Regions from separate parts of the Mus musculus genome. Here region 1 is linked to region 2. The links are chromatin loops, found by intact Hi-C in ENCODE. Cell type or tissue: heart. All regions are shown on one strand.

Evidence for each region. A loop is a pair of places that touch in the nucleus more often than their neighbours do. Peaks named below come from ENCODE experiments on the same cell type or tissue, not always from the same donor. Only the 100,000 strongest peaks of a DNase experiment are listed, where the experiment ranks them.
Region 1: a loop joins it to region 2, with 8 times the contacts of the local background. A loop is called at or near these places in 37 of 42 quality-filtered maps.

What each region holds. Positions count from the first base shown.
Region 1 is chrX:99,519,398-99,527,397 of GRCm38, reverse strand. No RefSeq gene overlaps it. Among named protein-coding and RNA genes, the nearest start is that of Gm31155, 34 kb to the left of the region's middle. In heart, a CTCF peak has its summit at 4,353 (motif pointing right); no DNase peak of the experiment used is centred here; H3K27me3 peaks cover 4,616 bases.
Region 2 is chrX:99,130,652-99,138,651 of GRCm38, reverse strand. Efnb1 (ephrin B1) reads right to left here and starts at 2,591. Exons shown (of 5, transcript NM_010110.5): 1 at 1,639-2,591. The coding sequence starts at 1,766. In heart, a CTCF peak has its summit at 3,609 (motif pointing left); DNase peaks (open chromatin) are centred at 261, 2,661 and 3,591; H3K4me3 peaks cover 3,552 bases; H3K27ac peaks cover 3,601 bases; H3K27me3 peaks cover 3,410 bases.

The DNA of each region.
Region 1 (8,000 bases), 390 kb before region 2:
GGCGTTTTAACCATGGAAATTTAAATAAAGCAATGGCAATGTGGTAACTTCAGGTTTTTTACAATTTGTTTTGTCTTTTTATTTTAATTTTCAAAATTTTTATCTGTCTGAGTATCTTTCCTATGTATGATTCTGAACCATGTGTGTCCAGTTTCTGCAGAGGCCAGAAAAGAGCATCGAATTTCCTGGAACTGGAGTTACAGACTGTTGTTAGTCACCATGTGGGTACTGGAAACCAAAGCCAGTCCTCTGGTAGAGCAGCCAGTGCTCTTAACTGCTGAACCATCACTCCAGCCCCTCTTGATTTTTTTTTTTTTTTTTTTGGAGACTAGGTCTCACTGTGTAGCTCTGGCTGAGCTAGAACTCAGTTTGTACATGGGGGTGGGGGATTAGGAAATAGAGGGTGCAGTGGCCTTGAGCTCATGAAGGCCCACCTGCCTCTGCCTCACCAGTGCTGAACTCACAGGCTCTGCCCCCTCTTAGTTGATGGAGACAGGATTTCAGTATGTAGCCAGTGCTGGTCTTACACTTGCAATCCTTCTGACTGTTTTGGAATTGCAGGTGCATCCCAGCATGTTAGCATTGTTTTCCACGCCAACTGGACTGTTCCATATTTCTACTAATAATACACAAAGGTTCTTTAAAAAAAACTACATCTTTGACAACAGTTACTGTTTTCTGGGTTTTGATTTTTATTTTATTCTAGCATGCCGATGAATGTGAGGTGGAATCTCAACAGTAGTTTTGTTGTTGCTGTTTCTCTCTCTCTCTCTCTCTCTCTCTCTCTCTCTCTCTCTCTCTGTGTGTGTGTGTGTGTGTGTGTGTGTGTGTGTGTGTGTGCATGTGTGTGTCCATATGGGTTCCAGGGATGAACTTCAGGTTGTCAGGATGACAGACAATGCCACAGCTTTCCCCCACAAATTCATCTTACTGGTCCCTTACTGTTCCCTTACTGTAGTTTTGAATTGCATTTCCTTAATGACTATGAAGATGAACAACTTTCCCTGTTAATGGAAATTTAAACTGCTTCTTCAGAAAGAACTTATTTCTCCAAATTATTCTTGCTCATTTTGAAAGGTTGAATCATCTTTTTATTCTTGAATTGTTGGAGTGTTTCATACATTCCAAGCACTAGAATCTTATCTGCTAGGTGATCACTAAATGCTTTTCCCCATTCCGGGGCTGATTGCTATTGTGACTTCATTAGTCCTCCTTCTCACAGATAAAGAAACTGAGGCTCCGAAAGCAAAGGGGCTTGCTAGAGCCACATTGAGTGAAGTTAGTATCAGACAGCCACCTAGTCAGCCTGCTAAGGGCACAGGAAGGTATGACGGAGAGCAGGTTAAAAAGGAACAGGGATAATGCCAACCTGTGCCTAGCCCACTGATTCCTTCTGTTTGCCTTTGAATCACACTGTTCTGTTGGTGGCTTGTTTCTGTCATTGTACCTTACCCAAGCTGCTTAGGCCGTTAGGTTCTGCTTATTCTGTTTATTTGGCTTTAGAGATGGGCTTTCATTATGTAGCTCAGGCTGACTTGGAATTTCCTAGCTGGTTTTAGACCCATGGTGAGTCTCCTGTCTCAGCAGCCTAAGTATTAAGATGACATGTATGTTCTACCATGGCTTGGCAAGATTATCTTTCTGATAGCCTGCCCATGATGAGAGAGAGAAAGCAGCCCTGGATAAAAGCATTCCTAGAGGCAAAATTCATGAGGAAAAGCAGGAATCCATGCTCCAGTGTATCTGAATGTTGCTCTGTGATACAAGCCAGTTCCAGGAGAGCTAAGGGAAGGCCAAAGTTCCCCAGCACCTGCCAGGAGTTTGGGGACAATGAGGAGTCTGTTAAAGTGGGAATACTCCTTTGTGTTTATAACTGCATCTTGCATATCTCAACCTCAAAGCAGCAGAAGGCTTTTCCTATTTCCACTTCATATCAAACATTAGTGAAGCCAATGTGAAACCCATGATGGAAAATAACCCAGACATTCACAGCAATGATAGCAGTAGCAACAGCAGCAGCCAACACCTACCACCAACCACTCCCACCACCACCGCCATCACCACTGTGATGCATGCACCCTGGCTTGAACAACAGGTGAAAGCAGTTTAGTCCATTTCAACAAACCCTTTGCTTATACTCGAGTTTATTATGTTTTTAGATCACACCCAACATTTCAGCAAATTTCTTTAATGTTGCTTAGGTGACATCTTATCAGACAGGCTAAGATCTTGTTAGGTGTGGTGGTATACAGTTGTGATCCTAGCACTTGGGAGGTTGAAGCAAGAGAACTGCTATGTTTTCCAGGCCAGCCTGGGCCACACAGCAAATATCAGACCAGCCAGGAAGATGGCTTGCAAACATGTCACAAATTACTGCCACCCCCCAAAGAAGGTGACAGGTCTTATGGAATGCATGATTATATATAAATTGAAGAAGAATTTGATTTATAACATTATTTGAACATTTCACGGAATTCAATTGCTCTTTTTAAAAATCTCCTTTTTTCCTGTTCATGTATGTATTTATGAATGTGTATATCGGTGGGAGTCTGCAGGTGGATGTCAGAGGACATCCCGGAGTTCAGTTTTCTCCCTCCACCTCGTGGGGCCTTAAGATCCGACCTCAGTCCTCAGACTTGACAGTAAGTGCATCTACTGACTTAGCCAGCTTCCGCCTGCTCTTCTTATAAGTGTTTATTTCAGACATTGTGGGTATACAGCCCTATTCCATGTGCCTGGGCATCTTAATTTACTTTTCTGGCCTCAGTTTCCCTGTTTGTAAGATGTAGGAATGACTTACATCTGTGCCTTTAAAGCCCCATGGTTTTCTCTTTTCTTTTTTCTTTCTTTTTTTTCTCTTCTTTCTTTCTTTCTTTCTTTCCTTTTTATTTTCTTTTTCTTTTTCTTTTTTTTTTTTTTTTTTTTTTTTTTTTTTTGGCCAGGACCGGGGATTAAATCCAGGATCTTGTGTACACTAAGCTACAACATGTTTTTAGTTGCACACTACTTTCTCTGGGCAGAGCCTCATATATCATTCCAAACAATAACAGGCGGAGGAGAGCTGTTCTGATGGGGGCTCCTCTTAAACACAGCACCCCACACACAGACTATTGCTCCTGAGCTGTGGGAACTCGGAGCAAGGGGCTGCAGAGCCCTGACCTTGGTGCTGCTGAGCTCTGGTGCCAGCTGTTCTCAGCTCTTGGGTAGGCAGCTTCATCACTAAGCACTCAACCCCCCATCTCCAGGCTCCTCGGTTGTATCCATTAGCTCCATATTTCTGGACTCTTATGTGAACTCTAGACAGAAAAAAAAAACATTTCTAGGCACAAATGCCTCTTCTCACCCAAAGCAAGGGAGCCTGGAGTCCCTTGCCCCTCTCTAGCACAGAGGCAAGACCCCAGAGAAACATGCCAGGAGACCCAGGGGGATGTCTGTTGAGAGGGAGGCCCCCAGGGAGGGAAATCTGCTGAGTGCTTCAGATGGCTGGGGCTGACAGCTAGTTTCCCCCTCCCCTCATGGGTTCCTGTTGCTTCCTGCTACAGAAATTTCCCTTGCTGCAGAGTGGAATGGGGTGGGGATGACTTTAATTGGAGCCTGGGATCGCCATGGCCACCTTTTTCTTTCTATCAGTCTTGAAGCAGGTGGCTTGCATCTTACAGTGAAACAAGCAAGTGGGGAAGGCAGGAGGCAGAAAGGACATGTAAATTGAGCTTTGAAGCAAAGAAAGAAGGTGTGTGGAGGGGCAGCACCAGTTCTCTGCTGGTCAACCAGGCTGCTCAGCAGATTGTGAGTCTCCAGGCACGGGAGACATGGGGTTGTCTCAGAACTGTTTTTCCTGTCCTGACTCAGCCTTTGTTAATGCCTGGCAGCACAGGACCGGCGCCGTGGTGGTGGTAGCCTTGGAGAAGTGCCTTATACCACAAACATACACCCTCCTTCCTTCCAGCCCACAAAACCCCCTACTTCCTATTTCCCCAGCCCATCAGGAAGGACAGAAGGTTACCAAGGAGTATCCTGCCCACCATTTTCACAGATGAAGGAAAGTGATGCAGAGGACGGAAAAGGCCTAGTTAGCAACAACAGAACCTGCCGTGGAAGCAAGAACCTTGTGAGTGGGATAAGGAGCTAGCTGTGTGATGGGAGAGGCACAAGGGATGAAGGCAAAAGCTGAACTGAGCTGAGCTGAGCTGAGCTAAGCTGAGTTTCTCCTTAGCTTTGGTTCTGACATAGCTAAACCAATACCAGTAAAATTCCTCAAGTTTTGAAAGGTTTTCTCTGGTGAGGTAACTCCGCGGAGCACCCAGAAGCCAGGTCTGTAAGGACCCAGCCCAGAAAAGATTGGCTTACTGCCCAGGCTACCACTGGGTGGCGCTGTCTCTCCACCCAAGTTGGTTAGGCGGGTTGCAGATGCCAGGGCAAAGAAGTCACCCCATTCATGCCCCATCCTGCCAGGGCCCTAACAAAGGCCGCTTGGGTTAGGGCAGGGAAAACCAGTTTTGACAAAACTCCATGCCTTCTTTGGCATGTGGGTGGAGAATGGAGGATCCAGAATAACAGAGCTCAAGAAACCCCCGGGAAGTTACAAGTAGTTTTACTGGGGCCCCAGGTACCACTCTACCTCACTGCTCTGAATTTAGGAAGCTCTGGCGTTCTAAGTCTAGAGAGGAAAAGAGAGGTTCTCCCCATTTCAACAGTGAACACACTGAGTCCTGGAACACTGAATCTAAAGCTAAGCTTTCCTGTCTAGCAAGCTCTTTTTCCAAAGCGAGTGTTTCAAAGTGATCTTCTTTTTCGACTAGGCCTTAGTGGTGTCTAAGAGATGGCTTTAGAAATGCTAATGCTAGGCTTGAGTGACAGGCCTGGACAATGGGGGAAGGCTCTGTGTGAATGGGACAGCCTAAGCCTAGGAGGCTCCACGTGGGAGCCGGGGTGGAGAAGGGCAGGCAGAGACACCCGTTGGCCAGTCGGGATCAGCCTCCGGGAGAGGCTGACTCGGAAGGCACTGGAGCTGTCAACAATAAGGAAGGGGGAAGGGACTGCCTCTTCGGTTGTCTTTGGGGCAGGGAGCGGGAGGGAGGGACGTAAAGTAGAAGAGGCCTGGGCTTTGAGCCTGAGGGTATAGACTAGGTGACCTGGAGACACAGAAGAGATCTGTAGGGGACCTGAAGGCTGCCTGGGGATCAACGCAAACCCAGAATTAAGGAGGCCACGGCAAGTGCCTTGAGATAATGTGTTATTGGGTTCCCTCTCGCCTTAGCTTTGGAGTGTAAATCCAATTGAAATGAGAGCACCTGCCACATAGGCTCCTGGGGATCTGAAACAGTTCTGGGATTTTGGAATGTGGTTGATGATAGGGCCCTTGTTTAGCATACTTGAGGCCCTGGGTTCCTTTCTCAGCATGACAAAACAAACTTGGAAACAACACCGAGGGCCTGCCTAAGTCAGAAGTGCTCGGTAGTAAGAGAGTTGTGGTAGCACAGGCTGGTAACGCTAGCCAGGCAAAAGCTGAGGCTAGCTCTGCGAAAGCTGAGGCTATAGCTGCCACCTTTGAGCCCTGAACTCTGCTTGTTGGCTCTGTGTGTCTGAGAGAAAAATCTGGCTTAAAAGCTTAGCCTACAAGCCCTATGGGAGGCTCCACTGGCTCCCTGGGGAATGGGACATCCTGTGGACCTTGGGCCTGGAGTCGGAGAGAATCCTTGAAAGGAAGTCTTACGAAGGGGTTGTGTGCCAAGGGACCTATGTCCTAATCAGCAGGGGGGAGGACAGCCCTAAAGTAGGGTCTTTGGTAGACACAGCCAGAAGCCCAGAGAAGGGACCCAACCAAACAGTAGCATCCACTCCCAACTCTCTGTGCACTAAGAAACTCCTCTGAGGCAGCTGGACTGTTTGATTGCCTGTAGAGGGAATTCCAGTTCAACCTGGAATAGAAAAACTATCTCAAAAAGTTCCAAGGAACATTAGAAGAGAAAACAAGTGGTATGTGAGAGGATGTTTTACTTCTTGTTCCTTCATCCTCTGATGATGCTGACACTTGACCTATCTCTTGCAAAACATGGAATCAGTGGGTATGGTAACTTGTGGCTAGTAACGGGCAGCAGGTCATCCACCCAGATGCTGCACAGAGTAATGCATGAGGTATGTACAATACCTATAGTATTATTACCACTCCCACTTTCTCTAAGGGGCATCGAAGGAGCAGATAGATGTCATCTGCCCATCATTAGGGTCAGCGTGCATGTTCAGAACCACCGCATGGACACTTATCCCTCTGACTACACTGGGTTGTTATTCTCAAAGCTCTCCAGTGGTAAGATGCCAGGATCTGAAAGGTTTGGCAGCTGTCAGCTTGTGAAGGAATCAGTTCTGGGAGGACTTTAACGATGGCATGGGTGGGGACACCAAAGCCCAGAAAGGCAAGATTTTGTCCTAGGTCACACAGCAGGTCGGTGACAGTGCCGGGCCACCCATAATTAAAGTTTACAACTACTTAATTGCTCTCCTATCCCGGGCTCCTTTTCTTCCCACTCTACTCCCAGCTTAGTATTCTTCATGCTTTCTTGTCTTCCTCATCACCACAGATGCAGGATAAAGCAGTTGCTTCTGCCGTGCAAGGGTAACTCATCTGTGGGAAATGAAAAGTGGGAAGGCAGGTTCTGCACAACTCCCATGAAACCACACTATGGCTTTGGAGCCAAACATCTGAAAAAGCAGAGGCTCTGACCCCTAGGATGCCAAGCTGCTCCTAACTGGGTAGAGAGCAATGGCCAGAGACAGTCTCATATAGATCATATAGGCACAGCGACAACTGCAGTGGCATAGACACAGTTATAGATATGGATGTGGCTGTACATAGCCGTGGAAGGCATAAATGCATAAGTATATAGTTGCAGAACCATGGAGATTACTGCGTAGATGTGGAAAAAACTCTGCACAAGAGTCTGATGTGAAGGTGTGAATAAGCCTTGTCAGAACACGTGGCTATTTAAAGCACCACAGCAGGATTCTCTCTTTTGCTCGGGAGGATGTGTTCCCCATCTGAGGATGGCAGCAGCTGCCCCTCTCTCAGCTCACAAGCTGCCTGCCTGTCGCACTCCTGAGGAGCACTTCACCCTCACCCACTCAGTGGGCCCCACGCCTCTTCTACCTTCTTTTCAGGAAGAGCAATGGGTCTTCCCTCCACCCCCACCCATGCAGCGCATCCACCCTCACTCCTGTCACTACCTGCCCCCCCCCCCAAGCCTCTTTGGCCCCCGGCACCTCCCTAGCCTCTGAAGGAACAGTGGGCCGCCACTACCCCCATCTTGTACGGCCATGATTAGCTAGAGAAAAAACCCCACTCCTATCCCCAAAGCCTCCCAACTGCTGGGACAAGGACAGAAGCAAATGGAGTTGGGGGGTGGTCTCTGTTGCTAGCTTCCTTCCTGGCCTGGATGCCCCTGAAACCTTCTCTATCTTCCCTTTCTCTGTGCCCCCAGCCCCTGCATATGTGCCTCCTTTTCTGCTTGTGACTGTTTCTTATACGTTTCTCATTTTGGAGGTCCTCTTCTCGTTCTTCCTCTCTTTCCCCTCCTCTTACTATAACCTGGACTTGCTCGCGAGCCTTTTGTTTTGTTTCTAGCTTTAAGTACTTGCACAAATATTTCAGTGAGGAGAGTTGACAAGAAGACAAATATCCCTCGGGTCTGTATTAATTGCCACAAAGACATACATACCCACAAAAGGGACAACGAAGGCAGGAGGCGCCATCCTCTGTCACTGGCTCTCTTACATTGCCTCTCATGGTTGCCCATACACAGCCTCCATTTCCATGTCTCTGAGCACAGAGGTCTCAGGTCTCACTCTTCCTGGAGACAGCTGTCCCCTTGCATAATAGTTCAGCCTGACCAAAAAGGCCTGTCCTGAACTCTTCTTCCCAGCAGCTGTGTCACCCTTAAGGTCACTAGACCACCCAATTCTGTCCTTTGATCACCCTTCCAAAGTCTTCCTGAAGGAGTAAGCTC
Region 2 (8,000 bases):
CGGTATCTAGACCCAAGAGAGCAATTAGGTCACTCCCATGAGCTCCTGGGACAGGCTACCCTAGGGGGATTGCAAGTCCCCTAGCTAAAGAGCACTTCCAGCCTTCACCCTTACATCGAAGAACTGGGCACTTCACAAGCTCTTCCCATGGGCTTAACAGTCTAGAGGGTTCCCCCAAACCATTTGAGCCCCAGCAGTGAAGGCACGGTGACCAAACAGGCTTCTGAGTAAGGTAGAAATCCTGGCCAGTCAGCCCCTTTCCTTGTACAGAGGCAAAAACCTCTATCCTGACCCTACTTTAGCCAAGGATCAGTAATGGGATCCTACCTTAACCCAAGGAGAAAACAAGAAGACCTCTTCTCTCACTTTCATCCCTGGGACTCGAGGGGCTAAGGCAGGCAAGAACCTAGGAAGTTAGCAGAGAGCCCACAAGAGTGGACAGGAGGAAATTCCAGAAACAGGAATCTGGGAACAGGTCAAGCGCCTCCCCCTCCCCCTCCCAGGTTTCCACTAACTGTGTTGTCCACAACTGGACTGCCAGAAAATGAGAAGAGAGATTACAACCCTGAGTTCCACGGTGAGTCCTAGATGCCAAAAGAGAAAAAGGTCCAGAGGTCACAACAGCCTAAGCTACTCCCCACCAACAGCCCAGAAACCACTGAGCCACCGCCCTGAAAGGTGTGTGTTGTTTAGAGATGGGAGGGGGCAGAGTTAGGAAGGAGAAGGAGAAGAAAGAAAAGGGCCTCCTTTATATCACTACCCCCAACCATAGGAGAAATCTAAGCATGGCTCTCCAGTCCTTGGGGGGGGGGGGGTTGGACCTGCCTGGACAGGAATCACACGTTCCCCACCCACCTCCCTCGCTGGCTCCACTACCATTCTCAGCCCTGATAGCTCTAGAAGCTCTGGTGCCTAGCTCAACTGGACCCCCGACGGGCACTGGATCGAACCCCCTTCTCAAACAAACCCTCTTCCACTCCGCCCTTCTCCACCCGCCGCCTTTGTGAGCCTGGAAGCAGCGCCCGCCTTTCTACCTCCCCGGCAGAGAGAAATGGGGGGGGGGGGGGAGTGTGCAAGAAGAGACGGCAAAGAGAAAGACAGGGAGGCAAACAGACAGGGAAGAAAGACAAATGAAAATGGGAGAAGCTGGAGAAGATATACAGATGCTGCCACTCGCCCCGGGGCGCTAGGTCCTGAGCCGCCCTGACACCTAAGCAAATGAGGAACCTGTGTTCTGGCCTGGTCCCTTGCTCAGGTCGATCTCACCCCTGGAGTGGCTGTGAGTGAAAACCACCACGTTCCCAGAGGCCCTGGAGTGGGCTGCTTACTCGCCCCCACCCAGCTCTCGGGTGCGCTCTGGAGCGCCCAGACATTCTATATCTGCCTGGTGTGACCAACAGACGCGATCCGGACTTGAGAGTAGGGCCAAACCGAAGGATCGAAACGCAGCTAAGTGCCCCCACCCCACCCTTCCGCACCCTACCCCGACTGCCCGCAAGAAAACACTAGAAAAGGCCAGATATAAAATAGGGCGCCGCACCTCCTACGGACAACCCCCCCCACGCACTTGGGGGTGCACGACCTCACCCCGAAGAAGTGCCTCCCACCCCCAGGGACCAGAGTAGATAAGTTACTCACTTAGGGTTAAGAGAGCTCCAGGACACGGGCTCCAGGTTCTTGGCCAACGGCGTGGCAAGCCGGCACAGCGTCAGCACGACCATAGCCACAAGCCACTTGCTGAGCCAACGCTGCCCAGGCCGGGCCATTTTCCCCGGGGCAGAATGCACTTCAGGATCCCCTAGCGCCTCCTCAGCAAAGCTCGCCTCGCCTGCCCGTGCCGCGCAGCGCTCGGAGCCACTCAGGCGCCCATCCTCCGCAGCCGCCGGCCTTGAAGCACTCCCCTCCCGCTGGCCTCGGGGTCGCTCTCCTTCGCCCGGCTGGCCAGGAGGACTCACTGGGCAGGCGTCCCCAACCCGCGCATGGGCTGCGGCCTCCGAGGACTTTCTTCCCTGGCCTCTCCGCCGCACGAGGCGCGACGGGGGCTCGCCGCCCCCGAGTGATCCCGCCGGATTCCGCTCGGCTCTCCCAGATTGTTTGAGACTGCAAGTCCTCTCCCCGATCGGGTCTCCCTGAAGAGCGCTCAGTGGCTGCCCCGACGCCTCGACCGTCCTGGGATTGACGCCTCTGGGAAGAAGAGGCGGGTTGTCTCCCAACAATGCGAGCTCGGTCCCCAGGCTCCCGACTGGGTCCCCCTAACACGGACTCCGTTCCTCCGGGCCACAGTGGGACTCCGCGCCGGCGCGTCCCACGACAGCTTCTACTTTAGCACCGGCCCTTCTCAGTATACTTAAAAGGCTAGTACGGCCCTGCCGAGCAAATCAGTCCCGTCGATTTGCACCTCTGAAGCCTCGGCCGGGTAGCCCGGCAGCCCGGTCGCCAAGTCCTTAATCCCCGGCGATTGAGCCCGAGTGTCTGCAGTCAGTGCGAATCACACACACCCCCCACTGCTGTCCAGCGCGCATAGACTCCCTCCGCTGCCGCTGAGCTTTCTACTCTCCTGCTCAGGCGAGCACAAGGCCAACCCTGCTCCTTCGAACCAATAGAAAGCTCTGTGACGGGGTCCTTGCCCCATACCACGCCCACAGAGCAGGAAGGGGTGGGGCTTCGGGGAGCTCATAAGGACGCTGCTCTCTCGATGGCACGAATCTGAATGTGCGGCTCTTGCGGTTATGCCTCTGTCCCGCTTAGTCTGGTTCCCAGGGAGTTCTAGGGAAGTTGGCGCTTCCCAAAAGCTGCTGGCCTGCTCTCATGCACACCCGGTCAGCACCCGGCCCACTGACCTAGAGCAGACAAACCCTGTCCCAAGTACCTCCAGAAAGCACCGTCCTTGTGTTCTTTTTATACACACAAACACACCCCACATGCGCATACTCGCGTACCAGCCCCAGAATCCCACTCGGTGCCCACTTCTGTCAGCCTGCCTGCTCCCAGTCCAGTCACTACCTACACTCTGTTGGACCCCGTCTTCCTGTCCTCGTAATGCACTCCTTTTTTGCATTGACCACGACAAGAGTCTATTAGACTATTAGAGGTTAGAGCTATGGGCAGTGGAGACTCAGAAAAAGTATTGTGTCCAAAGGGGAGGAGGAATTTATTTGCATCTAGTGAACCAAGCCTTTAAAATTTTCATCTTCGAGAGCGAGCCCTTTGAGACCCTCCACCCCAAACTCCAGGCACACAGATTTAGTCAGTCCTGTCTGAAGGCATACGAAAGGGCCAGGAGCAGGCAAGTAGGGACGAGAGGTCACAAACTGTACAGAAAGCTCTAGGACAGGGGAGAAAGGAGCAGAAGAGAAGCCTTTTGAAAGAGCAAAAGCAGGCATCTGGGCCCTGAGATTCCGGACTCCAGCCTTTCCCGGCCTCGGCCTCACCATCTGGGTCTTTGTCTCCCAGCACTGGCCCATTCTCTCCGCCCCTCCTTGTCTCTTTGCTTATAATTTGGCTCAATCCCATAGCTCAGACCCTCCCGGTCTGACCTACTCGCTTTTCTCAGGTCCCAGCGGACGTACCCACGTGCTAATGTCTCCCCCTGCTGGCCTTCTATAGACTTGCGGGCTCCCGGGATAAGCGGAGGCCTCCCACCTAGAGCCTGCTGAGCAAGTCTGGCACTCAAAGCGCTCAGAGGTAGGCATGGCAGTAGCAAGAGCCGGCCACTGGCCACTCATGTAAGAAAGGTGGGAAAGATCTGGGCTTGGGGACTTCAAAGGTTAGAAAGGCTTCCTATATTCGCGCCCCTCCTTTTTCTCCTCCTCGCTGCCTCCTCTTTTCTTTTTGTAATGAATCGGGTTCTAACTTTAGACTTACTAGGCAAGGTAAGAAGGACCAAAGAACCAAATTCCAGTTCCTTCTTGTTGCTTCTCTATGGAGATAACGGTCTGAGCCCCATCCTTTAGGGGCTTTGCCATTTATGAGTTCCATGTCCATTCTTGAGTCCTTCACTGCATCATCTAATCATCTCTGTCGTTCTAGTGGGGGCATCTATGTGGGGTTCTCCCACCTTTGGAGCCAGAGACCTTGCAACATTCAATGGCTCTGGGTACACACTCTAGGGCCTTTGTTTTCCCAATTGGACTCTGCACTGGGATGCAAGCAGAACAAGGAGAGATACAAATAAGGTAGAAAGACACACCAGCAGTCCACCTGAGACCCCTGCCATCAAAGGACTTCCAGATGTGAATCTAGAAAGCAGCCAGCTGCTTACAAAGTCCCTACAAGGCATCACGGACCACTGCGGATGATTTTCTTTCACCATCCTTTGAAATCAGTTCTGCTATCCCCATTTTTACTTAAAGAGGGAAACTAAGGCTCACGATTGACATATCCTGACCTATCCCTGGGGTCGTTCCTGGTGTCTCTGTCCCCAATTTTACAGCCATTCCTTGTACTATACAGATGGACCCACTTGCAGATGCTCCATGCATACTCACTCTCTTGGCTTATTGTAAATTACAAGCTTCGAGGTTCCTGGAAAACCACAGCCCCCAGGATGGCCAGATCACTGCTCCTCATTCGCAGGTCTCAGAAGGTCACTAATCCTAGGAAGGGTCATTAATTTTGGCCATAGAGCAAAGTGCTTCTCAGACAGGGTCACTATCCCAGGTTGGCCCCAGAGTTTTCCTTTTCATGGCCAACATGCCTTGTGCCCCTCCAGAGGACACTAAATGGGAGCTACCAGACTTGGGAAACAGGAAGACAGAGGTATTTTCTGAGTGCCAACATCTAATTCTGGGCAAAGGGGACAGTGGAAGATGAAGATAGGTCTCTTAGGTCCAGACTTGTTCCACACACTGCTCATCTCTGGTCATGCCACGGCCCCTCTGCCTCAGCCTGGCCACACTAGCTACAGGGGCCTCAGGAGCAGGGTTAGACTAGATGTGCACTCTCTGCTTCGATCAGGGCCCGCAGCTGAGAAATTTCCCACCCCAGCCTGACCCTAGGAGGTTCTCAGTTATAGAGAGAGATCCAGGTTCCCCGACTGAGGGGAAAAAGATAATTCTCTAGAGGAGCCTGAGAGGAAGGCAGGATCCGTGGGGGATGTGACCATTCTTCTATCTAAGCACTTACTAGCCCACAGACTGTCAGGTCATTGTGTCAACACACACTTTACAAGTGGTGTAAAGACCCCTTGACCACAGGAGTGTCAAGCATTGTGAGGCCTCAGGCCTACCTAAGTGTGTTAAAAAAAAAACATATAGTAGCCACAGGAAACTTCAGGCTCTGGGCACCATGTGTAGACACCACACACACACACACACACACACACACACACACACACACACAAACACGAGCTGTGCCTTTTTTGGGCCCAGCTGCCCACACTCATAAACGGGAAGAGAGGCTAGCTTTCAGGGACTTGGGCAAATCCCCTCACCTCTGAAGGGCCTGTTAGTGTTCTGTGGCCTGGCGGTCATTCCTCCTTCTCAGCTTCCTGGGAGTATTTAATGAGATAATGTGCCCGCCTAGGCTCGGCCTCATACCTGGCCTACCACAGAGCTTACTAAATGGAAACTCTTATTCTTCCATAGAGCCTCCCAGGAAGACACTCTCATCCCTAGTGACACACATTCGTACCAGTTCACACAAGTTTTGTGTGCTGCACATACATTTTCCAATCCCCTCTAGTTTCACACACATGTCCACATTCACATGCAAACCAGACCCCTCCCCACCTTTGTCGAGCACTGGCTGGGCAAGGAGAGGTTCTGGCCTTACGGAACCTAGAGTCTAAGCCTCCATTTCTCATGTTCACGGTCCCTATGGAGATGAGAAGGCGACCTTTGCTTCTGTGACTCACGTCCTTGACCTCTCTCTGCCTGCCTTATACTCTATGCACAGAGCAGTGAAACTATTCGCCCAAGGCCACACTGCCAGGAGGCAGAGAAGTCAGGCCATCTGGACAAACAACTTGACTTTCTCCTCACAGCTCTCTGTTCTATCACAAGGCTCTGGGCTGAGGAGTGGTGTTTTTGCTGAGCCACCAAGACCAGCCAGAGGCAACACCTGGAAAAGCAAAGAAAGGAGCAAGGAGCAAGAATTCTGACCCTTGATGCCATGCCAACTGGTGAACCCAGTGATGCTGGCCACCCTCTGATCTCTCAACAATTATCTCTGTGCCCCCTTTCTGCCCCTCCTATAGTTGTACATACCACTCCCTCCAGGCAAAGAAGAACCCCCTTCGTTAGCCCAGTGCACCCTGGAAGCCAGAACCAGTAGGCGACTGCTTTCATGTGGTGCTGCAACACCTTTGTTTAGTGCTTGCGACATCCCTGACATTATGCACTGCCCTGCTTCAAACATAAAAAGCCCGAGGCTTTGAGTTCACTGCAGTGGCACCCTGTCCTCTGCTCTGCCATCTTTAGTCGGAATGGTCTCTAAGAAGCTTAGCCTCACCCATGAGCACTTCCCAAGCCTCCTAAAGGAGGGCAGCTGATTTCCAGGTTGGGCCCAAGCTAACTTCCCGCCTCCAGTGAATGCCTTGGCTTTCCCCAAAATGACTGTCTCTAGGTCTGGCTCAGGGAGAGGATAGGATGGAGAGAGCTTACCCTACTCTCCCTCCCCCGACCCCTACATCTGTTCCAGGACCCTAGAGCTATACTGCAGAGCCCTATGCTTCGGAAGGGTGTTTCACAACGGCGGCCAGGCAATGTGGGGGTGATCTCTAAGGCCAAAGGTTCAGCCATTCTTTCTCCCTATCTCCTCCCTATTCCTGCTCCAGCTGCATGCCTGCTTTATGGGTGTTTGCACTGAGATCACCTTGATCTGTCAGGTGACAGCCCAGTTCTGGTCAGGCTGATAGTGTCTGCAATGAGAAGAACTCCACCAAGCCCAGTCTCTCTCCCTCCCTGTGTCTCTCTACTGTCTCATGACCCTTTGATCCCATCCTGGATTCCTAGCACCTGCAACAAGTCTGTAGGCCCTGTTCAGGCAAATGGCTTAACCCAAGAGAGCTTGGAAAATGAGAGCATAGGACTGAGAGCTTAGGAGAGCCAGAGCCTAGTAGGTGGGTGAGGTTCTGGCCTGCAGCTAGGGGCCAGGGCTTTTCTAAGGCACCACCCCCTGGCATCTCAGCCCTCTTGTGTTTTGTTGAGCTGGTCTCAGCTCCCTCTACAAGGTCCTCTGTCCTGGCTTCTCTCTGATGCTACAAGACGTAACCCAGGTGCAAGGGGAGCCTGGAGCAGTCTGGCCCAGGCCACCTGTCGCTCCCTCACTCTGGTTACCTGGAGAATGTACAAGGAGGGGCGAGGTTATTCATCACTGTCTAGGGCTCAGGAATTCAGGCGAAGGGAACAGCAGCTGTCCCCACTTATCACTGACCCCAGCCTGGTTCCCTATCTTAGATGGGGGAGGGCACTGATGCCTGGAGAAACAGCACCTTTGCCCAGACCGGAGAAAAACATCGGAGAAAACCCCGGACGCACCAGGCTCTGTGTTTACAGAGTAAAGTTGCTGTGGAGGAACAACCCGGATTGAGCAATGGAACATTCCGAGGAGATGCGGCTGTCTGGAAGATCTAAGCCCTCATAAGCCTATGTACTGATTTCCTGCCTCACACTCCCGTAAACAGGCTAAAGGGTCAGAGTCTATGTTTTCTTCACTGATAACCTTAGCCCTGTGGGAGACAGGTCACGAGATGCAGGGGACATCTTTGGACAGATAAAGGTCTGAATCTATCTTTCCAGAGAACTCCTGGCAGATAATAGTACTCTGGCCCACTGTCTGTCCCCTCCTATCCTTGAGTCAATTCAGACAACATGGCTGGTACTGAAACCTCCTCTCCCTGCTAAGAACTTAGCTTAGGTGGGCTTTATGCCACAGTCCTACCTCCATCTACTTCCCATAAGACCCCAGTGACATCCTAGACCTTTAATCTCTTCCACTTAAGCCAGGCCTCTACCTCCCCAAAACTGCCTAAGGAGGTCAGGCTCAAATGCTGACTGCTC